Regions from separate parts of the Homo sapiens genome. Here region 1 is linked to region 2. A link is an interaction called in ENCODE POLR2A ChIA-PET data of the cell type or tissue named here. Cell type or tissue: OCI-LY7. All regions are shown on one strand. Links, peaks and the distances in the headings refer to the core of each region. The heading gives the core; the rest is flanking DNA.

The links. ChIA-PET counts read pairs that join two places held together with the same protein. Peaks named below come from ENCODE experiments on the same cell type or tissue, not always from the same donor. Only the 100,000 strongest peaks of a DNase experiment are listed, where the experiment ranks them.
Region 1: POLR2A ChIA-PET joins it to region 2 with 6 read pairs; 2 of 35 experiments call an interaction of 5 or more read pairs at or near these places.

The regions. Positions count from the first base shown.
Region 1 is chr3:129,462,111-129,474,294 of GRCh38, reverse strand. IFT122 (intraflagellar transport 122) reads right to left here. Exons shown (of 30, transcript NM_052989.3): 6 at 10,669-10,735; 7 at 9,514-9,660; 8 at 7,229-7,405; 9 at 4,878-4,953. Among named protein-coding and RNA genes, the nearest start is that of IFT122, 28 kb to the right of the region's middle. In OCI-LY7, for the core only: no CTCF peak of the experiment used is centred there; no DNase peak of the experiment used is centred there.
Region 2 is chr3:129,182,524-129,199,137 of GRCh38, reverse strand. It overlaps LOC105374101 (a long non-coding RNA gene), which reads right to left and starts at 15,064. Exons shown (of 2, transcript XR_924469.3): 1 at 14,666-15,064; 2 at 2,834-3,073. It overlaps CNBP (CCHC-type zinc finger nucleic acid binding protein), which reads left to right and starts at 15,242. Exons shown (of 5, transcript NM_003418.5): 1 at 15,242-15,362. RefSeq lists an enhancer at 14,819-14,908. In OCI-LY7, for the core only: no CTCF peak of the experiment used is centred there; DNase peaks (open chromatin) are centred at 10,337 and 10,607; H3K4me3 peaks cover 1,165 bases; H3K27ac peaks cover 2,846 bases.

The DNA.
Region 1 (12,184 bases), core at 7,048-12,047, 280 kb before region 2:
TTCAATTTACAAATATTTTCCTATTTATAAATCTAGTTAAAGTGAACAGCCAATTGACTTTGACTGTTTAAGGCATCCAATTTTGAACAGATTATAAAATCCCTTAAATATCCAGTCCCATTTAAAACTTAGTTAAATTAATTCCCTTACACCAATTTAAACTGCAATTATAAGTTTAATACATTCAAATTTCCTTTCCTGTATAGGAATTTCAAATGCCTAGCAACGAAAACTTTCCCTAGCACTTATCTGATGCTAGAAAACCTAACAAGAAAACTAAAAATTCTTATGAATCACGACATGGAAGGCTAGCAGCTTCTGGAAATGGCTCACTAGTTCCCATCGGACCAATCTTCCCACAAAGTAACAACAATAAACTCTGGACCAACTATAAACAACAACCATTTCAGGGCGACCAAAAGCAGGCAGAAACTGAAGACACATGCACATTTAGAAGAAGGGAACAAACACTAGGTGAACTTCTCATTTTTTTAAGGGTTTTTGCCTGAGGGCAGCCCTCTTCACCATCATGCTGGGTGAGTATAGAATTTGGGAGGACCACAGCACCCGGAAAGTGAAGTGGGAAATCCCAGAAAAGAGAAGCAAAGTAAGAGCTTAAATTCTGCACATAAACTCCACTGAATATCTGGAAACCCTTGAACTATAAACTGTGACAAGATGCCAAGCAGCCTAGCTACAGCTAAAGAACTGCACAGAGATGTCAGCTGCTGACACCACTGAAAACATGGAGTTTTGATTTTGAGCCCAGCAAAGTAAACTGCCTGCTTAAACATATATACACACAAACATACACAATAATCTTCAGAGGAACATGATGGATATGAGTCTTTATGACATATTACTCACAATATTGAGTACAATTCAAAATTCCCCAAAGCAGGAAAATGTGAACCATATTCAAGGGAAAAAAATCAATGGAGACTGAACCATGACGACCCAAATGTTAGAAATAGCAGATAAGAATTTTTGTTTGCTTTTTGGGCACAGGTCTTGCTCTGTCACCCACACTGGAGTGCAGTGGTAAGAGTTCACTGCAGCCTTGAACTCCTCAGCTTGAGAATACTCCCACCTCAGCCTACAGAGTTGTTAGGACAATGGGTGCCTGCCACCTCCCTGGCCAATTTGTTTGTTCGTTTTTAGGGATGGAGTCTCTCTATGTAGCCCAGGCTAGTCTTGAACTCCTGGCCTCAAGCAATCGTCCCTCCTTGGCCTCCAGAAGTACTAAGATTACAGGCATGAGCCACCATGCCCAGCTGCAGATGAGAATTTTAAAACAGTTATTATAACTATGATTAAGGCTATAAAGAAAAATACGCTTGTAATGAATAAAAAGGAAAAAAGAACCAAATGGAAATTCTAGAAAAGGAAAAATGCAATAATAACTGAAACAAATACACACTGAATGAGCTTAAGAAAAATATTGGAAGTTGCAGAAGAGTCAATGAAATTTAATACTGAACAACAGAAATCCTCTAATCTGAAGATCAGAGGGAAAAGAAGGGATTTAAAAAAATAATAACAGGGCCTCGATGACTTGGAGAACAGTAACAAAAGGTCTAATGTAAGTGTAATTAGAGTTCCAGAGGAAAGGAAAGAATGGAGAAGAAGAAATATTTCAAGAAATCATGGCCAAAATGTTTTCACATTTGGTGAAAGACAGAACGATATCAATGTGTAGATTCAAAAAGCTCAGTGAACACCAAGAAGAAAAATGTAACAAATTGCTTAAGCATTCCAATATTGCTTAGGAACCTTAAATAATATACACTTTAAATATAATTCTTATCTTTCCACTTAAAATCAGAAGTAGGCCAGATATGGTGGCTCACACCTGTATTCCCAGCAGTTTGGGAAGCCAAGGCAGAAGAATCATTTGAGCCCAGGAGTTTGAGACCAGCCTGGACAACATAGGAGACCCTATCTCTACCAAAAAAAAAAAATTTTTTTTTTTAATTAGCAGGATGTGGTGGCATGTGCCTGTAGTCCCAGCTACTTGGAAGGCCAAAGTGGGAAGATTCCTTGAGCCCAGGGGGATCAAGGCTGCAGTGAACCATGATCATACCACTGCACTCCAGCCTGGGTAACAGGGTGAGGCCTTTTCTCAAAAAGTAAATAAAATCAGACATATGAAATTACTCAATACAACTTTTGAATGGTCATTGCAAGACTAATCTGATAGACATTCTAATATGGATTCTGGCACCAGTATGCCTGGGTTTCAGCAGGGTGGACCACAGACTAAATGTGTGCCTTTGGGCAAATTATTGAGCCTCTCTGTGCTTCAATTTTCGTACATGTAAAATGGTGATGATAACAGTATTTACCTCATAGGGTTGTTATAAGGATTAAAAGAGTTAATCCTTGTAAAGAGTTTATATAATGCCTGGAATTCAATAAATGTTAGCTATTATTATTATTAAGCCAGATCCCCTTAAGTATTACTAACACTTCAAATGACAAAAATACACAAATTATACCTCAGACTAACACAAAAGTATGGGTTTGATTTACTTCATCATCCTATATTGAATTCTAAATCTTCCTAGATTGGGAAGGGAAGACACCCAGCAAGAAAACAATTTTACTGTCCCAAACAAGTTGGGGTTACCATCTCAGCAGGTTAAGGTTGCTCATCGTGCAGAAACTTTGGGCCACAACATGAGCTCTGGGGCTGCATACATGCAAGATATTTCCTGTGGCCCTCGGCCATGTTGAGCTCTTTTCTTCTGTGGCCATAGCAACAAGACCCCATTCCCTCCCACTGCAGTGTGGTTATTTGTTCCCAAGAGTCTTCAGTACCCACATCCAGTGCCTCGTACACAGTAGGTGTGCCAATAAGTATCTGTTGAATGATGATGTACACACATTAAGCAGATGAATAGAGAGGGCCAGGGAAACTAGATGATAGTTAATTAAAATGAGAGTTTTAGGAAATCAGCCATGGGAAACTGAGAAAATACTTCATTATCTGCTCCCTTTATCTTTTCTTTACTCGAATACAAAAGAAATGACCAATGGTAAGGCAGGGGTAGAAGAAATGGCCCAAAAGCTGGGCTACACACATCTAAAACTCTTCCCTCTTACATGACATGTTTTGAGGAATAAGGATGCTACGCAATTAAAGGCTTCACTGCACAGGTTGCATTTCTCACTTGCTTGGCTGTGGTGTGAAATCTGTACCCAGCACCTTTACTCTAATCCTTGGCATTTCCTGCCTACTAATAAGTCATCCTACTACCATGCTCTCTATATTTTAATCCACCCTCCATGGAAACAAGTTATTCTTCTGAAGCAAGAATCTGTGATGCCACTTCCTGCCACCTATGGCTCCTGAATACTTACAGTATATGATGTTCAAACTTCTTATTCACACTACTCAGGTCCTTTATAATCACATCTCCAGCCAGGCGTGGTGGCAGCTCATGCCTGTAATCCCAGCACTTTGGGAGACTGAGGCAGGTGGATCACCTGAGGTCAGGAGCTTGAGACCAGCCTGACCAACATGGAGAAACCCCGTCTCTACTAAAAATACAAAATTAGCCGGACATGGTGGCACATGCCTGTAATCCCAGCTACCCAGGAGGCTGAGGCAGGAGAATCTCTTGAACCCGTGAGGCAGAGGTCGCAGTGAACCGAGATTGAGCCATTACACTCCAGCCTAGGCGACAGAGTGAGACTCTGTCTCAAAACAAACAAACAAAAAATCATAGGCCGGGCGTGGTGGCTCATGCCTGTAATCCCAGCACTTTGGGAGGCTGAGGCGGGCGGATCACGAGGTCAGGAGATTGAGACCATCCTGGCTAACACAGTGAAACCCCGTCTCTACTAAAAATACAAAAAATATTAGCCAGGCGTGGTGGTGGGCGCCTGTAGTCCCAGCTACTCAGGAGGCTGAGGTAGGAGAATGGCGTGAACCCAGGAGGCGGAGCTTGCAGTGAGCCAAGACTGAGCCACTGCACTCCAGCCTGGGCCACAGAGTGAGACTCCATCTCGAAAAAAATTAAAAATAAATAAATAAATAAATAAATAAATAAAAAATCATACCCCCATGTTCCTCTTCAGCTCTGTTTTCAGGTCACAAACTCTGAGATGCAGTCACCCTGTACAACTCACCATTCTCTGAACTGTCATATATTTTCATTCCTTCCTGCCTTGATACATGCTATTTTTTTTTCTGCCTGAAACACCATTCCCAATGTCCTTAGCCTAACTCAAAGATGGCCTGCTCAAAGATAACCTCTAACAAGACCTCCCATCTCTACCAAGTAGTGATGTTACCCTCTTTTGTGTCCCAAAAAGCTGTCTATCTGTACAGCTTTCTATTGTGTCACATACCACACCACACAGGGGCTCTTTGCTATCAAGTGTGTCTCCGCCAGCCTGTGAGCTCTTGCAGGTAGAGGCTATCACTTTCCCAGCTCTATGTCAGCAGCTCCTTTATGAAAGGGCTTTCCTGAGTGGGTACTCATAAATACTGGTTGAATGAAAGAAAGCGAATAGAGGAAAGTAAGGTCAAAATTAAGAGCTAGATTTTAAAGTCAAACCAACCTGGGTTTAACTCCTAGGCTCCACCATTTACTAGCTGTGTGAGATCTTGGGCATATAATTTCACTGCTCTGAGTTCTGGTTTACTCATTTCTAAAAAGTTGATAAGGAAAGTAGTACCCACTTCATTGGGTTTTATAAGAATAAAATAGGATAAAGTATGCAAAGCAGTGAGCACAGTATCTGGTACCACAGCAAATGCTCAATAAGCAGGAACTAACAATGATAATGTATAATTAATAGTAACAGAATCTCAGAAAATGAAAATATAACAGGCATGACTGCAATTGGATTTGTACAGGGCTACATACCTGTTTTCCACTCAGCTGGTAGAAGGAAACTTTCTGTCCCCAGTCAGCCACAGCCAGGATGTCATTACGTTCCTCTCTAATCAACAGAAGATAAAAGAGGTTATGAAGGGCCACAGCCTGCTGATGAGTATAGCTCTAAGGGCTTAAACAACAGGAACAAGGAAGTCCTGGCCTCAGGTTGCCAAATGTTGTACAGCTTTACTGAAGCCAAAAGTTATAATTTGGCCCAACCCATCAATCAGTCTTACGGGATGAAGCAGAGTTGAGGTTCAGCCTTCCTGGGATCTGCTGTTTCACTGAGTCCCCTGCTATGACCTTATGGTGCTGGGGACACTGCTGCAGCTGAAGAAGATAAACCTCTCATTTCAGAGCTTACTGGGGAGCAACACTAAGATAGGCAAGGCTGCAATATTGAGACTGCTTTTCTCTTACATACTAGAAAATGTGGGGAGATGGCAGAGAAACATCTCTTGCAGCACAAAGACATTTTTTAATAGAAGGGAAACTTGCTTGCTCTTCCTGAAGAAAGAAAATTAACACCTAAAAATAGGTTCTCCTGCAGGCGGGGGTCCTTGCACAGGTGAAATGGTTTCTGACTGAATCTAATTTTCAAAAAAGAGCAATGGGCTCTGAAAACAAACAACTGTCTTTGAAACTGAGAACCTATGGGGATCAGTGCTGTGGGGCTGGGACTGTAGGACCAGCACACAGGAGAAACTCCCTTGCCTGAGGCTGGAGAGCAAGCTACCTGGGAATCTAGTTCAAGAGAAAAGCGGCAGCCCGTGATGGCTCACGCTTGTAATTCCAGCACTTTGGGAGGTTGAGGCAGGTGGATCACCTGAGGTCAGGAGTTCTAGACCAGCCTGGCCAACATGGGGAAACCCTATCTTTACTGAAAATGCAAAATTAGTTCGGCGTGGTGTCGCGTGTCTGTAATCCCAGCTATTCCAGAGGCTGAGGCACAAGAATCGCTTAGAACCCGGGAGGCGGAAGTTGCAGTGAGCCGAGATCGTGCCACTGCACTCCAGCCCAGGTGACAGAGCCAGACTCTGTCACAAAAAAAAAAAAGAAAAGCATTCCTAGCCCTTGAGGCTGGGTCTTAATCCACCTAATGTTGCCTCTTTGTTTATTAATTCCAGCTTTTCTGATCCCAGTGTCTTGTGGTAACCTGGTAGCACCACTGGATATGTAGGCAGGCAAGGTAAAGCCTTGTTTGTAAAACCCAGCCAAGAGTGGCAAATGTCATAGGCACTAACCCAAAACTAAGGGAAAAGAGACAAAGACCGAGAGGGATGTTAATGAGGGAGCCTGCAGATGACCTTTGTGTGACTGGCACTGATGTCCAAAGTCCAAACACAATCCAGGAGCCCAGCCCACCAGTGAGCCCTCTTGGGGAGGCCACATATGGCTCTGGGCTGGGCTCAGTCCCTGTGAGATGGATCAGTGATTTTCAACCCCCTTTTACCTCCTGGGGCAGTAGGATTCTTTATGAAACAAAAACTCATGTTGAAACAATCAAAGGCACTGAGATGGGGACCCAAAGCCATACCTTCCTCCTTTACTGGTCCCCACTTCCCAGCCCCCATGACCTCAGGGTGGGATTCTTCCAAGGAAACTCAGGTACTATGTAAAACAGTTTGGAAAGTCTCAAGCTAGATCTCTACTGCCAAACTGAGATATCCTGGCTACCCCAGCTTTCCCCACTCTGGCCTGCCCATGTTTTCCCTACAGGCAATCTCAACTGAAGAGAAGAATGACTAGACAGCCAGGATTTGGGAGTGAAGACTGTGGCTAAGGTAAGGGCTTCCTCTCTGATATACATCCTAGAAAATGCAAGGTAAGGTAAGGGATAGTGTGGGAACAGGCTAAGAAACGTGTCCAGTAATAGAGGAAGTGTCGAGTGATGGGGCATCCACAAAAGGGCACACTTTTCAGACATTAAAAATCATGTTCTTCGAAGGATTTGTAATGTTACTGGAAAGGGTTCACACTATAATGTTAAGTGAAAAAAAAAGCAGAATATGACTTAGTTAATTATATGAACACACGAAAAGACTGAGGAGAAATACACTAGATTGCTAACAGTGATTTCCTCAGGGGATGGGGTTTTATCAGAAAAGTTGAACTTTCTCCTTTAGTCTTTTCAGTATTTCCTATAGTTTCTCACAGGATCACTTTATACCCACACACAAGTTTTAAGGGTATGTCTCCTTTTTTTGAAGGCGCTTTCACCCACAGTTCCCCCTAGTCCCTGCACTCCCTTGGCCAAAGAGTTTAACATCTGTCCTGGCAAGTCTGTGTGGGGCCTGGGCCCTTACCAGAAGGGTTCCCACTCACTGGGACACACTCACAAGTTGTCGTCCCTGGGACTGTCGTCCTCTTCCTCTGGTTCTTCCTCCTCTGCCTCACTACCCTGACTACTGTACACTGCTGACTTCAGAGTGGAAGGGATTTCCTGAATATATCTGTTGACAATGACATCCTCGGCATCCTCATTCTCTCTGTTCATCCAGAAACTCTCCCATCGGCTGTAGACAGTAAGTAGTTGTTCAAAATTACATTGCCTAGAACTACACTAAAACTATAATTTAAAATCCTGGCAAGGAGCCCCTGGGGGCCAGGTGCAGTGACTCACGCCTGTAATCCCAGCACTTCAGGAGGCCGAGGCAAGTGAATCGCTCGAGATCAGGAGTTCAAGACCAGCCTGGCCAACATGGTGAAACCCTGTCTCTACCAAAAATACAAAAAATTAGACAGGTGTAGTGGCATGTGCCTGTGATCCAAGCTACTTGGGAGGCTGAGGTGAGAGGATTGCTTGAACCTGGGAGGCGGAGGTTGCAGTGAGCCAAGATCGCACTACTGCACTGCAGCCTGGGTGACAGAGTGAGACCCCGTCTCAAAAAAAAAAAAAAAAAAAAAAAAGAATAAAAATAAAAAATAAAAGGAGCCTCTGAACCCTACCTGGAGGAGGACAGCCACCAGGTATACAGGGCCTCCTGCTTCTCATGAATTAAAAATGGTAGCCTAGAGCCACCAAGTCCTCTGCAGCCACAAATCAAACAGCAGGAACTCTGGGGCAGGCTAATGGCCTTTGACAGCATTAGACATGCATGGTACAGCATGGGCCAAAAAAAATTATTCAGGAAGAAGCATAATAACCTTCCAAACAACCTTCTAAATCAAGTAGGCAACCATCTGTAAAATGACATTGAGCTGGTAAACAAGTAGGACCTTTCGTTTACCCTCAGAGGACTCTGTAAAGGATACTGATGGTTTAATAATATTATAGGATATATAAAGAGCATATAGGGTCAGGCACAGTGGCTCACACCTGTAATCTCAGCACTTTGGGAGGCTGAGGTGGGTGGATAACCTGAGGTCAGAAGTTCAAGACCAGCCTGGCCAACATGGTGAAACCCTGTCTCTACTAAAAATACAAAAAATTAGCCAGGTGTGGTGGCAACAAAAAATTAGCCAGGCGTGCGCGGTGGCTCACGCCTGTAATCCCAGCACTTTGGGAGGCCGAGGCGGGTGGATCATGAGGTCAGGAGATCGAGACCATCCTGGCTAACAAGGTGAAACCCCGTCTCTACTAAAAATACAAAAAATTAGCCGGGCGCGGTGGCGGGCGCCTGTAGTCCCAGCTACTCGGGAGGCTGAGGCAGGAGAATGGCGTGAACCCGGGAAGCGGAGCTTGCAGTGAGCCGAGATTGCGCCACTGCAGTCCGCAGTCCGGCCTGGGCGACAGAGCGAGACTCCGTCTCAAAAAAAAAAAAAAAATTAGCCAGGCGTGGTGGCAGGCACCTGTAATCCCAGCTACTCAGGAGGCTGAGACAGGAGAACTGCGTGAACCCGAGAGGTGGAGGTTGCAGTGAGCCGAGATTGTGCCACTGCACTCCAGGCTGGGCAACCGAGCGAGACTCCATCTCAAAAAAAAAAAAAAAAAAAAAAAGAGCATATAATTAGTTTACTCTCAAAGTCACATGGACATAGAAAGCAAAGTGTGTATAAAATTTAAGAAGGTAGGTGCCAATTGTTTGTGTATCTCTAGGCTTTAGGGACGTCTGTAGACTTAATTTTGACTTTCTGACAAGGGCAAAAAAAGGCTCATGAAAAAGCTATTTATTAACAGGTGGGCACATATTCTGCCCAAACTTGGAGGGAAGAACTAAAAAAGGAAAGGCAAAAATAAAGCCACAGCAAAGAGCTCCACTATTGATTCATAAGGAAATGGTCCTGCTGCATCACTCACACACCACACACACACACACACACACACACACACACACACACACACACACACTCATATACATGTACACGTACACATGTGTGCATGCACATGTGCGCAGACACACACGCCACACACACACTTTGGCCTGTCCTAAATAGCTCATCTGCTTTGCTAAAATGTCCAGGATTCATTCCTAAACTCAACTTTTGAGGAGGCTCTTAATAAATTCCATACATTCTCAGGTAGCGGGACTATTAAAAAAAAAATCCATACAAATGGGACAGGTTCTAAAACAGACCATTCAAGTGAGGTGAGAAGCCTTTGAATGTAGGGAGACCTCAGGAAGACAAAAAGCCCTTCTTCATGATGGTGTTTGTTCTAGAAGGAGGACAACTTTAAGAGTACCTTGAAGGGTTCCAGCAGATGGACCATATTGGCGAGAGGGAGCCCCCCGGCCGCTCGATCTTTACTTTCTCCTCGCCATTTTTGTTCCGTATGCTGATGATCCCATTGAACATCCCCAGCGCCAGGTACTGACCATCATTTGTCCAGCTGTGTACACAACCAACAAAAGGCATGGGGATAGGGGAAGCACCCCACAGAAGGTAAAACTAGTGAGGATGATGCCTTGGTTTGAAATAAAAGTCTGATGAGGCAGCAACAGCTGGGATATGGTTTCATTATTGCCGGTCCTGACATAAAGTCAGAGGATCAAACTTAAAATGCTATTTAGTTCTGTAATAAACAGTGAGAAGTGAAGGCACCATTTGGTGCCTTTTTCTGAGCTCCCCCAGCCCTCTGTACATACCTCTATGACAGCCCTTAGCTTGTGCCTACATCTCTGGGCCAGCCACCACTTCCCACTCTCCATCTCAATCCCCTCCCACTTAAAGAGCACCTTAAGAACAGACTTGGTGTCTTCCAACCCCTAGAACAGTGCTTGCTTTGTAGAAGGTGCTCAACAGATGCTGAACGGAAGGGATATACTCCTAGAAGCTGAACAGCAAGAATAGCTACCATTTAGAGTGTCTACTGTACACCAGGTACTGTCCTGCACGCTTTACACTCATGAGTTTGTGTGCATTTCACAACAATCTCGTCAAGTCAGTATTTTTATCCCTATCTGTCAGATGAGGAACGTAAAGCTCCAGCTCAGAAAGATTTAGTAACTTTCCTGAGGTCACATGGCCTGTCAATGAGAGATTCTGGATTCTAATTCAGGTCTAGCATCAAAGTGTGGGAGGGAAAGCTTTCTTCCCCACACATGCTGCCTGGACAATGACAGCCTCACATTTTCAACAAGCCTCCACTCAGTATAGCTGGATGTTGAGGCTTGTTGCTAAGTAACTGCATGAAGGCAACTTGTAGTTCTCTTTTGCTTCATGATCAAAGGCACAAGTCTTTCCCATCGAGGAGACGAAGAAAGAAGAAAAAAGGAAATACAGGGGCCTAAACCAACTACCTAACACAAGACCTTCTCTGCTGCATGAAATAATTGGATTTTGAGAGTCTGTGTGGAAGATGAAGGAACATAAATCTTATCGTCAGAGCTGCACTTACCTGCAGCAGATGATCTTGCTGCTTGATTTGTGTTTGGAGACAGACTTCTGTTCAGGAGACCACAACCCTTCAATGCACAATAATATAAAAGAAGATGGATTGGTTGGAATACTACCCAGCAATAAAAAGGAACAAATAATTGAAACATACAACAACTTAGATGGATCTCCAGGATTTTATGCTGAATGAAAAAACATAATCTCAAAAGGTCATATACTGTACGATTCCATTTATATAACATTCTTGAATGACAAAATTATAGAAATGGAGAACAGATTTGTGGTTACCAGGGTTTGGAGATAACTGGAGGTAAGGTGAGTAGATATGACACTAAGTGGTAACTGCATGGTGATGGCTTAGTTCTGTGTCACGCTGATGGCAATCTACACATGCGATAAAACAACAGAACTATATAATATACACACTTTGTGCCAGTCTCAGTTTCCTGGTCTTGATATTGTATAATAGTTACATAAGATGGATCCACTGGGGGAAACTGGATGAAAAGTACATAGACTTCTTGGTACCATCTTTGTAACTTACTATGAATCTATCATTCTTTCAGAAGAAAAATAAAATAGATTGGTAAAGTTCTAGCCAACTTTTCAGGGATTTGACTCTCAAAGAAATGACAGTTTCATTGTTTATAACTTTGACACTGCAACCAGAGTATAACCTAGCATTTAAAATAACAATGATGCTTTCTGAAAATCTAGTTTTCTTTCATAGGTCTCAATCACAACACATGACTCTATCTGAGCTGTGCCTCTCCCATGGCACACTGGTCACCTAAGGCTTGCTCCCCCCTGTCCCAGATGCCCTGGCTCAGTGCCTCATAGCAAGTGTATGTCTAGACAACATAAGCAAATTCTTCTATTTGCCAAGTTGCGAAGTACAATCAAGAAGGTAACTCCAGTGCACAAATACATGGCCAAGTGCAACATCAAACAAGTTATTTTTTGCCTTTCCCCTGGTCCAGAACGCTTCCTCCAAACATTTTGACGTGTGCACATGTTATCTGTGTTCCACTAAGCCTGCCTGGAGCCCCAAGCTGGAAGAAACTCCTTCCTCCTGGGCCTCCTTCAGCAGTGCTTAGCAGAGCAGGCTCTGTATGCAATCACCTGGTCTAAAGTCCAAGCCCTGGTTCCTCCACTTACTAGCTAAGGGACCTCTACCTCTTTTTCATCAGTAGGGTGGGAATGAGAATAATACCTGACACCTCAGGGGCTGTCATAAAGCTCAAATAGAAATTCATTTCTAATCCTTAGAACAGTGCCTAGCACACTGCAAGCATTCAATAAATACTAGTACTTAATATTATATTTTTTTTAATCCCACCTTCTCCTAAGACCACAAGCTCCTTGAGGGTAGGGATTCTATTTTGCCTTTTTAATATTCCAGTGTAAGCACACAGACCAGTGCTTCACATGAAGAAAATGCTATAAAATATGTTAAACAAATGACAGGCCTTTCTCCATGTATTTATACAATTGGCTTTCAATTCCATTCTCTCTTT
Region 2 (16,614 bases), core at 7,681-12,680:
CTAAAAAAAAAAAAAAATAGTTCATTGAAGGCCCATGTGCCAAGTACGCTATTAGATACCAGGACCTTGTCTACTCTGAGCCTGTAGAGTCTGCTCTTAATTTATTTTATTTTAGGGACAGTCTTGCTCTGTCACCCAGGCTAGAGTACTCTAGGTATGTGCCACCACACTCGGCTAATTTTTATTTTTTAATTTTTTTGTAGAGACAGGGGTCTCACTTTGTTGCCCAGTCTAGTCTCAAAACTCCTGGCCTCAAGTGATCTTACCTCAGCCTCCCAAAGTGCTGGGATTACAGGCGTGAGCCACTGCACCCAGCCTGCAATTTAGAAACATATAATGAAATGATGAGATTTGTTTTCATGAAATGATGAGATTTGTTTTCAAGACCTTCTATAATTTTAGTTGGCAGAGTTAGCTTTTTTTCCTCTCTACTGTGAATCCTAAGATATAATTTCACCTTTTATGCCCCTGTGTAACAACCCAGTGTATTCTCCTTCACATAGAAATAGATTGCTTGGCACAGGGGCTCACTCCTGTAATCCCAGCACTTTGGGAGGCCGAGGCGGGCGGATCACTTGAGGTCAGGAGTTCGAGACCAGCCTGGCCAACATGGTGAAACCCTGCCTCTACTAAAAGTACAAAAATTAGCCAGGCATGGTGGCGGGCACCTGTAGTCCCAGCTACTCAGGAGGCTGAGGCAGGAGAATCACTTGAACCTGGGAGGCAGAGGTTGCAGTGAGCTGTGATCACGCCACTGCATTCCAGCCTGGGAGACAGAGCGAAACTCTGTCTCAAAACAACAACAACAACAAAATTAGCTGGGCATGGTTGTGGGTGCCTGTAATTCCAGCTACTTGGGAGGCTGAGGCAGGAGAATTACTTAAACCCAGGAGGTAGAGGTTGCAGTGAGTCAAGATCGTGCCACTGCACCACTCCAGCCTGGGTGATAAAGTGAGACCCTTCTCAAAAAGAAAAAAGAAAAAAAGAAATATATCAAAGTAGGTATTAGGAGAAAGTGAGTAAGGGTCTATAGGTCTGATGTGAGGAAACTCAAGGAGACTGCTCCTTGGCTTCTCTAGAAAATCTACCACAAGAGATTTAATGTGGCCTTCAAGAAAGACCCTTGGAAGAAACCCTGGAAATGCTAAGACCTTGGCCAATGTCCCCTAACTTCTCAATGGGAAGTTATTTACTGGTTCTTATTCAGCTGAGACCACAACCTATGAGTACTGGAAAGATAACAGGAAGGAAGGGGAAAGGGAGATGTGAAAAAAGAGACAGAAATTAAAGAAAAATTCCACCCTTTAGTTGTGCCTTAGGTCTCCCCGAGTCCCAGTCAATACCCTGGGGCTTAATCCTGCTGCATCATTCTTCCAGTTTTCTATTAATAAAGGAAGTGCAAGGTGCTGTGTGCAGCTGTGAACATGCGGGTGCATACACACACACACACACACAGTTGGATTGTTGTTCAAAACTTGGGATGTTGTCTGTCTATCCTGAATTTTTCAGACATACACACCTTCCTCACCTGCTGCCAAGCAGCCCTATAGACAGTCTCCTGGGAATAGCAGGCCAACAGGAAAAGCTTGCTGAACTGCCAATGTGCAGACATTCACATGTCCCAGGCCCCAGCCCTGCACTCCCTAGGGTTCTTCTGCTCTAACACCACACAGAAGGAATATGAAACAGAAACTTGTTTCTGTCCTCTTTTCTTCTCCCTGCAATCTAAAAAACATTAATTCTCAAGGATATCTGGCCAAAGCATTGATTACTCTACAGAGTTCTTGCTATATTCAAGGGAGGAAACAATCTTGTGTTTTACTTTTAATGGCAATAGTGTATTTCTTGAGAATCTTCTCTTCCAACAGAATTAGCACACAAATCATCAGACAAGTGACCCTCAAGCCTGTAAGATGCCAATATTTCATTAGGTGAGAGGCCCTGAAAATGCTGCCCCATCTCCTGCACTTCTCTTTTACCACCGTTAAACATTCCTTTAGATTATTCCAAGTATGGATTCCCACACTTGGCTACACTTGCATGCCATCAGCTCAGTTTTTGCCAAATCTATTGTTGTGCACCATCTTTCTAAATATTTACAACAAAATCATAGTCCCTGATGGATTGTGGCAGGTCAGTCTTGGAGAGAGAAGGAAATGACCCTGACTGCCCTAGGATGTCCCAAGGAAACTAGCTGTGTATTTGAAGTATCCAAAAGGAAAGAAAAGGGAGGCACAGAAAGGATCGTATTAGCCACCATTTCAGTTTTGTTCAGAGCTAGCTTTGAATTCTGTCACCCAAAGCAAACCTCATTTGGGATAAATCTTCAACATCAGTAACATTTAGTCCCTTGAGAATATTACCTCAAATGGGGAAGTCAAAATCTCAAAAAGAAAATTACTTTCAATCATTATTCGAATACAATAGAAATTCTATGATTGCCTATTCACGTCAAAAATATTTCCTTATATGTAATAAATCAGTGTAGACTTGATTTCAGGATTGGATGTATGAAACTGACAGAAACTGATTTTAAAAATCTTTTATCTTGGTAAAACATTTTGGAATTCACAAAACATTTTCATATATTATGCCTTATTTAATCCTCACCACAGGCCTTTGAAAATATCCAAAGCCCGTTTTCTTTAACATTGTTTGTGGGGCATAGATATAAATTCCATATTCCCAGAAATCCTAGTACTTCCCTTCATGTTTTTGCTATGGTTTGAGGGGAAATTATAAGAAACATTGTATATCAGTTTCTCCATGGCTAATTTGGGGTAACTGCAAAATTCATATAAATAAGCTACTCAAGGTAATCTTGGTCAGTGAGTGTTTTATAAGGTAATTTATTGAAATGAGAGCTGAAGTTTGAATTGTTAGCTCAGCTATGCAGACGGCTTCACTGTGAGCATTGCACCACAGCCAGGCTCTCTCAGTGTAGATCAGAAGGACAGTTCACTGAACTCAGTAGGGCAGTACTGGCTGTGCCAGCTAGTACAATTCACAGCTTTATGGCCAGGACTGCAGAATCATGGCTTCCACTTCCCATCAGGGGAGAAAGCAGCAGCATCTGAGCAGATGAGAACGTTAGAAAAGAAAAGCTGGGCTATTATCTGAAATTGCACTGGCTTTGACTTGTCCAAAAGCTATTTCCCCTTGCAAAGTCACTTCGTGAGCACTGACTGTACCAGAATAATCAGCATGCTCTGTGGCTGGCTGAAGGGTGAGTCAGGATTCTAAATTCTAGCTGCAGTGCTGGGGAAAATGGAAACACCAGGCAAGGAGTACATCATGATGTCAGCAGTTTCCGAGGGCTGGTCAAAATGCCAGAAAACACGGCTGGTTTTACAATGCAATAAATGTATCTGAATGTTCCAAAAAAACGAGGCAAAGGATCTGTGCTCATGACATCTGCCCTCAAGCAGGTAGATGTTTTGATATGGTGTGCCTAGAACCTAACGTGCCACCAATTAAAGTGTATCGCTGGCATGCAAGGATGCAAAGAAAACACTGCTACATGTAAGGTGCAGCAGGCCCAAAGCTCCACAAGGTGGGCAGCCCCAAATGAAACCCCTTGGTCACTTCATCAGTGATCCAAATTCAAGTTTCAGAAATCATTCATCTATTCCTAAACTTTACAGCACGTTGAGAAACAATGACCACCAAAATGTCAACACAAAGTTTCACATAACTGACAAAAGATTGCTATGCAGAACATATAAAGAACTTTTAGGCTGGGCGCGGTGGCTCATGCCTGTAATCCCAACACTTTGGGAGGCTGAGGCAGGTGGATCACCTCAGGTCAGGAGTTCAAGACCAGCCTGACCAACATAGAGAAACCCCGTCTCCACTAAAAATACAAAATTAGCCGGGCATGGTAGTGCATGCCTGTAATCCCAGATACTCAGGAGGCTGAGGCAGGAGAATCGCTTGAACCCGGGAGGCGGAGGTTGCAGTGAGCCGAGATTGCACAAAACTCCGTCTTAAAAAAAAAAGAACCCTTACAAAGTAGTAAGAAAAAGACAACCCAACAGAAGAAATAAGCAAAATAGCAAAGAGGAAACCTGAATAGTCTACAAATATATGAAGAGATATTCAACCCCACTGGTAATCTGGGAAACGCTAATTGAAAAAAATGAGACACCAAATGGAAATTAATGTTCGCACAAAAAACCTATACATAAATGTTAACAGCAGCTTTATTTGTAATAGCCTAAACTTGGAAATAAACATAGGTCCTTCAATGAGTGATGGTTGAACAGACTGTGGTCCATCCATACCATAGAATACCAACAATAAAAGGGATTTTTTTTTGTTTTTCTTGGTTTTTTTTTTGAGATGGAGTCTCGTTCTATCACCCAGGCTAGAGTGCACTGGTGCAGTCTTGGCTCACTGCAACCTCTGCCTCCTAGGTTCAAGCAATGTGCCTGCCTCAGCCTTCCAAGTAGCTGTGACTATAGGCATGCACCATCACGTCCAGCTAATTTTTGTATATATATATTTTTTGAGATGGAGTCTCGCTCTGTCACCCAGGCTGGAGTGCAGTAGTGCAATCTCAGCTCACTGAAACCTCCGCCTCCCAGGTTTAAGCAGTTCTTTGCCTTAGCTTCCCAAGTAGCTGGGATTATAGGAGTGTGCCACCACGCCCGGCTAATTTTTATATTTTTAGTAGAGACGGGGGTTTCACCATCTTGGCCAGCCTGGTCTTGAACTCCTGACCCTGTAATCCACCTGCCTCTGCCTCCCAAAGTGCTGGGATTATAGGCGTGAGCCACCGCGCCCGGCCTACTTCTTGTATTTTTAGTAGAGACAGGGTTTCACCATGTTGTCCAGGCTAGTCTCAAACTCCTGGCCTCAGTGATCCGCCTGCCTCGGCCTCCCAAAGTGCTAGGATTAAAGGTGTGAGCCACTGTGCCCGGCCTTGGATTACTGATACATGCAACAACTTGGTGCTGAATATGCTGAGTGAAAAAAGCCAATCTCTAACGGTTACATACTACATGGTTCCTTTTATACAACATTTTGTTTAATTTTTATTTTTTTTCTTTTTAAGTTTCCACACACAATATTGAATACAACATTTTTGAAAGGATAAAATCTTTTTTTTTTTTTTTTTGAGATGAAGTCTTGCTCTATCACCCAGGCAGGGGTGCAGTGGTGCGATATCAGCTCACTGAAACCTCTGCCTCCTGGGTTCAAGCGATTCTCCTGCCTCAGCATCCCAAGTAGCTGGGATTACAGGTGCCCACCACCACGCCTGGCTAATTTTTTTTAGATGGAGTCTCTCCCTGTCATCCAGGCTGGAGTGCAGTGGTGCAATCTCGGCTCACTGTAACCTCTACCTCCTGGGTTCAAGCAATTCTCCTGCCTCAGCCTCCCTAGTATCTGGGACTACAGGCACGCGCCACTGCACCTGGCTAATTTTTGTATTTTTAGTTGAGACGGGGTTTCACCACATTGGCCAGGCTGGTCTCGAACTCCTGACCTCGTGATCTGCCTGCCTTGGCCTCCCAAAGTGCTGGGATTATAGGCGTGAGCCACCGCGCCTGGTCTAATTTTTTGTATTTCTTTTTTTTTTTTTTTTTAGTAGAGACGCGGTTTCACCATGTTGGCCAGGCTGGTTTCGAACTCCTGACCTCAAGTGATCTGCCTGCCTTAGCCTCCCAAAGTGCTAGGATTACAGGCATGAGCCACCTTGCCCAGCCTGAAAGGATAAAATCTTGCAAATGAAGAACAGAGGTTAAAAAGAAGGGGGAGGCCAGGTGCAGTGGCTCACACCAGTAATCCCAGTACTTTGGGAGGTCGAGGCAGGCTGATCACTTGAGGCCAGGAGTTCCAGACCAGCCTGGCCAACATGGTAAAACCCCGTCTTTACTAAAAATACAAAAATTAGCCAGGTGTGGTGATGCATCCCTGTAGTCCCAGCTACTTGGGAGGCTGAGGCACAAGAATTGCTTGAACCCAGCAGGTGGAGGTTGCAGTGAGCTGAGATTTTGCACGACAGGAAGATCCTTGTGTTTTAACTGTTCTGTATCTTGAGTGTGGAGGTGGATACATGGACCTACATATGACATAAAATTATATATAATTAAATGCATTCACACACACATAAAATGAGTCTGAGTAAAACTAGGGAAACTTGTACAAAATTGGTGGACTGTGCCAATTTTGATATTCTGGTTGTGACTATACTTTTGCAAAGTATTATCATCAGTAGGATCTGGGTTAACGGTATGCAAGTTCTCCGTATTATTTCTTTCGACTACATATGAAATCTACAGTTATCTGAATAAAATTTTTTTTTTTTTTTTTTGAGACAGAGTCTCGCTCAGGGTGGAGTGCAGTGGCACAATCTTGGCTCACTGCAACCTCCGCTCCCAGGTTCAAGCGATTCTCCTGCCTCAGCCTCCTGAGTAGCTGGGACTACAGGTGCTCCCCACCATGCCCAGCTAATTTTTTGTATTTTTAGTAGAGATGGGGTTTCGCCACGTTGGCCAGGATGGTCTCAATCTCCTGACTTCGTGATCCACTCGCTTTGGCCTCCCAAAGTGGTGGGATTACAGGCATGAGCCACTGCGCCCAGCCTGAATAAAAATTTAAATAAAAAGAGACACCATGTTTCACCCATGAGATTGGCAAACAAATTTTAAAATCTCACAGTATAAAGTTCTGGCAAGGGTGTAAGAAACATGAAGCCTTCATCCACTGCTACTGAGAGTATAATTAGCTATGGCCACTTTTGAGAGTAATATGACAAGCAACCAGTGAAATTTAAAATATCACCCTTCATTGCTCAACATTCACCTTCTGGGGCATATATACTCTAGAGAAATGATTCTGCATGGGCCTGAAAAAATTTGCAAATTTGCATGTAAGGGTTTATGATAGCAAAGGAGTGAAAATAATGTAAATATCCTCTAATAGGTGAATGAACAAATAGAACATAGTTTATTTATAATATAAAGCAGCATAAAGTAATGAACTTGATGAGAATGAACATATATATATATACACACACACACACACGCAGATAGATCTTAGAGACACAATATCAAATTTAAAAAGCAAGTTACGGATTGATATTTACTTATTCAACAAATACTTGGGTGCTTACCATGTGTCAGGAGCTGTTCTAGGAGCTAGCAGTACAGCAGAAAACAGACAAAGCAAGATAAAGTCTCTGCTTCACATATCTTACATTCTTGTACAGGAACACAAGCAAATAGACACAATACTATTTATGTAAAAATGTTAAGGGTGCATGTATGGTTTGGAATATATATCACATGTATACACATACACATACATATGTTAATGTATACACACATTTTTTAACTGCTCCTTGTGGAGCAGGGGTACTCTAAAAGCAGTGTGCCTAGGGAAGCCATACTTTTTAAAAAATAATATTTAAGGCTGGGCATGGTGGGTCAGGCCTGTAATGACAGCACTTTGGGAGGCCAAGGCAGGTGGATCACCTGAGGTCAGGAGTTCAAGCCCAGCCTGACCAACAAGGTGAAACCCCATCTCTACTAAAACTACAAAAATTAGCTGGGCGTGGTGGTGTGCACCTGTAATCCCAGCTACTTGGGAGGCTGAGGCAGGAGAATCACTTGAACCCAGAAGGCGGAGGTTGCATTGAGCCAAGATGGCACCATTGCACTCCAGCCTGGGCAACAGAGCAGGACTCCATCTCAAAATAAATAAATAAATAAAATCTTAAAAATAATATTTTAAAATGGACTAGAACGATATACTTAATTTTTTTGAGACAGGGTCTTGCTATGTTGCCCAAGCTGCTCTTAAACTCCTGAGTTCAAGGGTCCTTCCACCTCAGCCTTCTGAGTAGCTGGGACTACAGGCACATACCTGTGCCCAGTTTATACCATTTTTATGCTATTGGGAGGAAGGAAAATAAGTAGGACTTGGGGTGAGGGTGGTTGAAGGGAACGTTAACTGTATCTGCAATACTTTAATTATCTAAAAGCCATTCTTTGGCCAAGTATAAACACAAATGTTTTCTTTTGTAGTTACAATTAATAATTGAAAGATATATCTATATATATATATATATAGATATATATATATATATTTAGATGGAGTCTCACTCTGTCGCCCAGGCTGGAGTGCAATGGCACGATCTCGGCTCACTGCAAACTCCGCCTCCTGGGTTCACGCCATTCTCCTGCCTCAGCCTCCTGAGTAGCTGGGACTACAGGCGCCCGCCACCACGCCCGGCTAATTTTTTGTATTTTTAGTAGAGACGGGGTTTCACCGTGTTAGCCAGGATGGTCTGAATCTCCTGACCTCGTGATCCGCCCACCTCGGCCTCCCAAAGTGCTGGGATTACAGGCGTGAGCCACCGTGCCCGGCCATGAAAGATATTTTTATAGTATAAAAATTTAGAGTCTAAGTTAATATTTCATAAATTGAGGTCTGAGCACATTTCTCAAGATTGAAAACTACTGACGTATTTATTGATTCATCCTTGCCAAACTCACGAGTGACTAATTTATAAACTAGAATGGCCATTTGTGTTAATTTTTAAAGAAAGGGGCTAGAGACTCAATGAACAAATGGGTAGTATTAAAACCTAGGCTCTCCTTTTCTTATCATCACTGCAATTAATTGCATTAATCAGGCATTAAGCCCCTTATGAGATGTGGCTGGCACCCTAGTTTAGATCACGTTCAAAACATTTGCTCTTTTTGGGATTTGTAGGAACTCTTTGCAACTCTGTAAGTCTCCTTTTTTCATTTAAAATGAATGGATTAGGCTAAATATCTGAGATTAGACTAAATACTTTTCTGGATCTTAGCTTCTAATTCACTCAATTATATAGTAGTTCTTTTTCAACTTAATCTTTACAAATTTGTTATTATTATTATTATTATTATTATTACTATTTTTGAGATGGAGTCTCACTCTTGTCTCCCAGGCTGGAGTGCAATGGAGCGATCTCAGCTCACTGCAACCTCCCGCTCTGATTCTCCTGCCTCAGCCTCCTGAGTAGCTGGGATTACAGGCGCCAGCCACACCCGGCTAATTTTTGTATTTTTAATAGAGACGGGGTTTCCCCATGTTGGCCAGGCTGGTCTCCAACTCTAGACAAATGGCTAGAAAGTACTAGAATCAGGATTTCTTTTTTGTGTGTGTGTGAGTCATCAGCGCCAGGCCACAGAGGCTTTTGTTAGGAGTTAAATGAGGCTGGGCGCAGTGTCTTACGCCTATAATCCCAGCACTTTGGAAGGTGGAGGAGGATGGATCACCTGAGGTCAGGAGTTTAAGACCAGCCTGGCCAACATGGTGAAACCCTGTCTTTACTAAAAATACAAAAATTATGGCCAGATGCGGTGGCTCACGCCTGTAATCCCAGCACTTTGGGAGGCCGAGGTGGGCAGATCACCTGAGGTCAGGAGTTTGAGACCAGCCTGGCCAACATAGTGAAACCCTGTCTCTACTAAAATACAAAAACCTACATGGTAAAACCCCATCTCTACTAAAAATACAAAAATTAGGTGGGCGTGATGTCACGTGCCTATAATCCCAGCTACTTGGGAGGGAGGCTGAGGCAGGAGAACTGCTTGAATCAGGGAGTCGGAGGTTGCGGTGAGTCGAGATGGCGCCACTGCACTCCAGCCTGGCAAGACAGTGAGACTCCTTCTCAAAAAAAAAGAAAAAAAAAAAAGAAATAGAAAAAGAAAAAAATTATATGGGGGTGGTGGCGCATGCCTGTAATCCCAGATACTCGGGAGGCTGAGGCAGGAGAATCGCTTGAACCCGGGAGGTGGAAGTTGCAGTGAGCCAAGATCGTGTCATTGCACTCCAGCCTGGGCAACAATGCGAGACCTTGTCTCAAAAAAACAAAAAGTTAGCCAGGCGTGGTGGTGGGCGCCTGTAATCCCAGCTACTCAGGAGGCTAAGGCAGGAGAATCACTTTAGCAGGCAGCAGAGGTTGCAGTGAGCCGAGGTTGCACCAGTGCACTCCAGCCTGGGTAACAGAACAAGACTACATCTCAAAAAAATAAATAAATAAACCATACCAAAAAAACCCTCATTATTTTGATATCCATTGTTTAGTTCCAAGTTTAATTAAATTACGTAGAAACTTAATATAAAATTACTTTTAAAAAAAATTAATGCAGCTTCTTTTTTTTTTTTGAGATGGACTCTCACTCTGTCACCCAGTTTGGAGTTCAGTGGTGCTATCTGGGCTCACTGTAACCTCCATCCTGGGCTCAGGTGATTCTCCCACCTCAGCTTCCTGAGTAGCTGGGACTGCAGGCAGGTGCCACTACGTCTGGCTAATTTTCTGTATTTTTGGTAGAGACAGGGTTTCACTATGTTGCCGAGGCTGGTCTGAAACTCCCGAGCTCAGGCAATCCACCTGCCGCAGCCTCTCAAAGAGTTGGAATTACAGGCATGAGCCACTGCACCTGGCCAGCTATTTTTCTTTTAAGGAAAAAAAGAGGCTGCTCTGCTTATGGAGTAGCCCTTCTTTATTCCTTTACTTTATACAAAGAAAAAGAAAAAAAATGGGTGGTTTTACTTTCAAACTTTTTTTTGAGACGGAGTCTCACTCTGTCGCCCAGGCTGGAGTGCAGCTGCACAGCCTCAGCTCGCTGCAAGCTCCACCTCCCAGGTTCACACCGTTCTCCTGCCTCAGCCTCCTGAGTAGCTGGGACTACAGGCACCTGCCACCACGCGGGTAATTTTTTGTATTTTTAGTAGAGACGGGGTTTCACCTTGTTAGCCAGGATGGTCTCGATCTCCTGACCTTGTGATCCGCCCGCCTCAGCCTCCCAAAGTGCTGGGATTACAGGCGTGAGCCACTGCGCCCGGCCTACTTTGAAACTTTTAAAACTATTTGCAAATAAAATTTTTCTCTAACCAGTTAGTTTGCAGTAGAGTTTCAATTCAAGGTCACAGAAGAGGAAGCCAACTAACTAATGAAATGCTCACTAAATGATTTGTCAGTGTTTCATATTTTCTTTATCATCAGTTAGCATTCCCTACACCATCACTTTAGGGAGTCAATAGAATTTTATAGGAGTAGGCCTCAGTAAGTACTGGGAGGCCAGTAGCACTGTTCAAGCACATGGGCTGTCTGTGTTTGAAGCCTGACCTGTCATTTGTTCACTTTCTGACCTTGAGCAGATTACTTAAACTCTCTCGACCTGTTTCTTCATGGGGATAATACAAGTACTTCTAGGGGGTTTGTGAAAACTCATAAAGAGGTTAAAAACATTGCCTGGCATACAGTAAGCACCCAATAAGAATAAGAAATAATATTTGTATAGTAATTATGCCAGAAACTGTTATAAGAGCTGTATATATATTAACAATTAGCTATTACTAGTATTACTAATTCCTAGTTCAGGATTTAGCTTAGTAAACTTTCTGCTTCAGAAGCAAATACGAGAGGTGAAAACATCAATTTATTCTCCTCAGTCTTAGTTACATACTTTCCAAGTCAAGTCACAGAGCACAATTTCCTTGCTGGCAGGGACAAGACATGGGTTTACATGATATCACCTATCCCCTCAATTTAACAGCATGTACTATGCAGTTGGGCATTTAAGCAGAAATTAAGAGTTGGCAGGTATTGCTCAACTGGTACCCATTTTAGGAATAATGCTGAATCATAGCATTTTATCTGGTCTTCTCTCAGGATACTTAATGCTAATTTTTTGTATTTTTAGTAGAGACGGGATTTCACCTTGTTAGCCAGGATGGTCTCGATCTCCTGACCTCATGACCCATCTGCCTCGGCCCCCCAAAGTGCTGGGATTATAGGCGTGATCCACCGTGCCCGGACTTTTTTTTTTTTTTTTTTTTTGAGACAGAGTCTCCCTCTGTTGTGCAGGCTGGAGTGCAGTGGCCCAATCTCTTGCTCCCAGGTGCAAGCGATTCTCCTGCCTCAGCTTCCCAAGTAGCTGGGATTACAGGTGCCCACCACCACACTCGGCTAATTTTTGTGTTATTAGTAGAGACAAGTTTTCACTATGTTGCCCAGGCTGCTCTCAAACTCCTGACCTCAGGTGATCCACCTACCTCGGCCTCCCAAGTGCTGGGAAGTTGTTTTTTTTTTCTTTTCTTTTTTTGAGACTGAGTCTTGCTCCGTCACCCAGGCTGGAGTGCAGTGGCGTGATCTCGGCTCACTGCAAGCTCTGCCTCTCAGGTTCAAACGATTCTCCTGCCTCAACCTCTCGAGTAGCTTGGACTATAGGTCCCCGCCACCACGACCAGCTAATTTTTTGTATTTTTAGTAGACAGGATTTCACCGTGTTAGCCAGGATGGTCTTGATCAGCTGACCTCGTGATCCGCCCGCCTCGGCCTCCCAAAGTGCTGGATTACAGGCGTGAGCCACCGAACCCAGCCGACACTTAATACTTTCTTATGGCCCTTGTTATCCTGCAAGTTCTTCAAGGGCAAACTCTGTGTCTTAAGTAGTCACCTTTGTAACCCTTGCAATGCTGAGCATGAGACTGAACACTGGAGGAGAGGAGGGGAATAAAACATCTCCAGGGAAGAGGAATGTAATGGGAGCCTCTTCAAGTCCCACTGGCAGCTTATCTTTTGAGTGAGCTTTTTCCTATTTTCAAACATTTCTAGTAAAATAGGCATACCAAAGGGTATATCCAGGCAATACAAGCCATTGTAGTTAAATTCCACCATACACCTTTTCTGGCGCCTCACGATCAGCCTGGCTCTATTAATAATAGTCGTTACAGGAAGCTGCATGCCAGGTAGAAAGAGCCATTAGCTGTTACCACTCCACTGCCAAGAAGTAAAGACATTGTTTCCATTTCTTCTACTTAAGTCTTTTAAAACCTATAGAACATTATGTCCAGTATCTCTATCTCACACTCACTTTCATTTTCTATAGCTGTTGAAATTTTTGTTTTAATATTAGGAATATTCCATTCCTGGGTCTATAATGAATAGCAAACATTTTATACAGTACTATGGTTGGAATGGTAAACAAAAATAAGTCAGAAAATATTAATTTTTGGCCATATGGTAATTTTAACTTGTCCTCTTGGTGTGGTGTGGACGCACCCAGGTTGGACTTCATACATAGCCTCTTGCATTATATTGACTCATTGTCAGAGCTCACGAAGTCACTACCTAAGTGTCTGATTGCTACACTATACATTACTTCAAGATACTATGAAGGTTAATCAGATTACAAAGGGGAAATCATAAAGCTGAGTAAGCTTCTTGGTAATAAAACTATATAAATACAAAATACTGTTTTTTATTGGCAGATAATATATCGTGTTTTAGCACAACACATAAGCTGCTAGGCATTTATTCAATCTGATTGGGAATGGGTTAAATTTGGTTAAAAAATTTTACCTTAGGTTGCTTTAATTAAAAAAATGTTTAAGGCTGAGTGCAGTGGCTCACACCTGTAATCCTAGCACTTTGGGGGCACTGGGTGCAGTGGCTCACACCTGTAATCCTAGCACTTTGGCCTAGCACCGCTTGAGGCCAGGAGTTCAAGACCAGCCTGGCCAACATGATGAAACCCCATCTCTACTAAAAATACAAAAATTAGCCAGGCGTGGTGGTGGGCGCCTGCAGTCCCAGCTACTCAGGAGGCTGAGGCAGAATTGGTCAAACATGGGAAGCGGAGGTTGCAGTGAGCTGAGACAGCACTCCAGCCTGGGCAACAGAGGGAGACCCTGTCTCAAAAAATAGTAATAAATAAATTTAAAAAGTTCGGCCAGGCGCGGTGGCTCATGCCTGTAATCCCAGTGCTTTGGGAGGACGATCACCACTTTGGGTGGGCGGATCACCTGAGGTCGGGAGTTTGAGACCAGCCTGACCAACATGGAGAAACCCCGCCTATACTAAAAATACAAAATTAGCCGGGCGTGGTGGCGCATGCCTATAATCCCAGCTACTGGGGAGGCTGAGGCAGGAGAATCACTTGAATCCAGGAGGCGGAGGTTGCAGTGAGCTGAGATCGTGCCATTGCACTCCAGCCTGGGCAACGGAGTGAGACTCCGTTCTCAAAAAAAAAAAAAAGTTTAAAATATCATTGGTCTTTAAAGTTATACATTCATTCTTTGATAATTGCTATGTTGAACGCAACCTCCTAACTGCTTTACAATGATTAAGCACTAATGATTTGAACCCAGGTTTAAAGTCTGACTCTCAACACATGTGCTCTGCCTTCTCACGAACATGATTTCAAAAATCATAGCCCCGGGATTTGGGATTGGTGGCTTATGCCTGTAAACCCAGCGACAGAGCAAGACCCTACTCTTAAAAAAAAAAAAAATTAAAGAAAAAAAGAAAAATAAATCATAGTGTTGAACTGGCAGGTTTCACTGAGACGAAACTTGGGACTCTTCCTTTTTTTTTGTTTCGAATAAAGCCATTCTAGAATGAGACAAAATTCTAAAATATTTTATAGTTAACAGTTTAAATTGGGTTTAATCTTGACAAGACTATCTAGGGCTATATACACAAATCTCTTTTGGAGAAAATACCACAACTAAACTGAAGTCTATTCCTGAATATGACAGACCAGGTCAAATGGTTATCCTTGCCCTCCCGGGGGATGTCACTCATAAACGTGCCAAAAGTCACAGTCTAGGCCCCATTACCTTACATGCTCATGACCTTCCCAGGGAGGCCCCTCGCCCTTACCAGGCACTTTCATCTTGGGAAGACACATCAGTCCTGGCGGAGAAAGCAGCAAGGCCTTTCCCCGGCTCACAAAAATTAATACAAATCTCAGAGGCTGCATCCCACAGCCGTGACCACCGTGACTTGGCATCCCCTTTTCTGCAAACTTAAATGTTATCTAGAAATCGGGCCTGGCTCTGAAAGCCAAGGGCCTGGCAGGAGCCCGAGAAAGGGGAGAAACTTTCTGCGGCCCCAAGCTAATGGCAGTCACTGCACCGAGACCCGTCCCCTGGCATCCCTTTGCTCCAGCTGGCCAAGACAGACCACCAAGGTCAGCCAGATTTCCACCCAGTCTGGCCGGGCCCGGACCCAGCTGGGAATGAACCGAGAAGCACCGGGACCCGGATCCCGGCGTGAAAGGCCGCGCGCGGGGCACGGCGGGAAAAGACGCTGCGCGCAGAAACACCCGCCCCGCGCCGCGCTCTAGTGGGCGGCCCTGCCGCGGGCGGCTCTGATTGGACTGCCGAACCCCGCGCGCTGATTGGCCGCGTGGGCGAGGCGGAGGAGAGCCGTGCGCAGCGGCGTATGTGGGGCCGTGTGCAGACCCGCGTGTGGCGCAGGCAAGGACCCTCAAAATAAACAGCCTCTACCTTGCGAGCCGTCTTCCCCAGGCCTGCGTCCGAGTCTCCGCCGCTGCGGGCCCGCTCCGACGCGGAAGGTGAGGGCTGGGGGAGGGGCCCGGCGCTGACGGAGCCGCAGTGCGGGTCGGGTCTGTGGCGGACAGAGAGGGTAGGGAGCGGCGAGGTGGCGATGGCGGCCGCACTTTGGCCTGCGCCTCTGCTGCGTCAGGCGGGAAGCTCGGCTGCTGCCGCCGCCTCGGACCCGGGTTTCTGGCGCACCGCTGTCGGACGACACTTCTGTCCTTTCTTCGTCCTGGAAAGCTGGGTCGCCGAGCATGCGGGTCTTTCGGCGCCACGGCCGCACCCCAGGCCGCAGGCTTAGGGCAGAGGAGGCCCGCCCGTGCGCCCTTGGGGCCGAGGCCCTGACGCTTCGAGGGTCGCGGAATGAGGGACCGAGGGTGGATTTGGCGGGAACTCACTGGAAGGAGTCCGTGTGGTGGGGAAAGGCTCCCGGCTGCGGATGAAGGGGGGATGGGGTGGGTATAGTCGTGCAGGCCATGTGCTGGGGTCGTGCGCCTGGCGGGCCATGTGCCAAGGGTTTTGGGGGCCTTAGAAAAGGGTTCTTAGGCCGGGCGCGGTGGCTCACGCCTGTAATCCCAGCACTTTGAGAGTCCCAGGCGGGCGGATCACGAGGTCAGGAGTTCGAGACCAGCCTGACCAATATGGTGAAAGTTGGTCTGTACTAAAAATAAAAAATTAGCCGGGCATGGTGGCGGGCGCATGTAGTCCCAGCAGCTCGGGAGGCTGGACAGGAGAATCGCGTGAACCCCGGAGGCCGAGGTTGTGGTGAGCCGAGATCGCGCCACTACACTCCAGCATGGGCAACAGAGAGAGACTCCGTCTTAAAAAAACAAACAAACAAACAAACAAACAACAACAAAGGGTTCCTGAAGAAGCCTTTGTGTTTGGAGTGGCGAGACTGCTGGAAGACTTGGGAGCTTTTAGAGTTTATACTCCCTATCCTTGATAGTTTTCCGATTCTTGAATTTTTATCGTCATTTAAATACTAAGTTGCTTGTGTTACATTACCATTCCAAAAGGGGCTGATGGGGCTCACATTCCAAGAGTTAACACTATTTAAGTTGCTGGGATCCTTTAAAAGCGCCATTACCAGAAAAAACACGAATTTGTCAAACCTCCAAAACCACAGCAGCGGGCGGTAGTCTGCATCATTTCTTGGATTAATGAAACAGATGTAATTACAAACGAGACACGAAATTCAACTAGCTCCCCTCCATCTAGATTTTTCCATATCGTGAGAACCTGTTTTAGAATGGCATAATGGTCCAC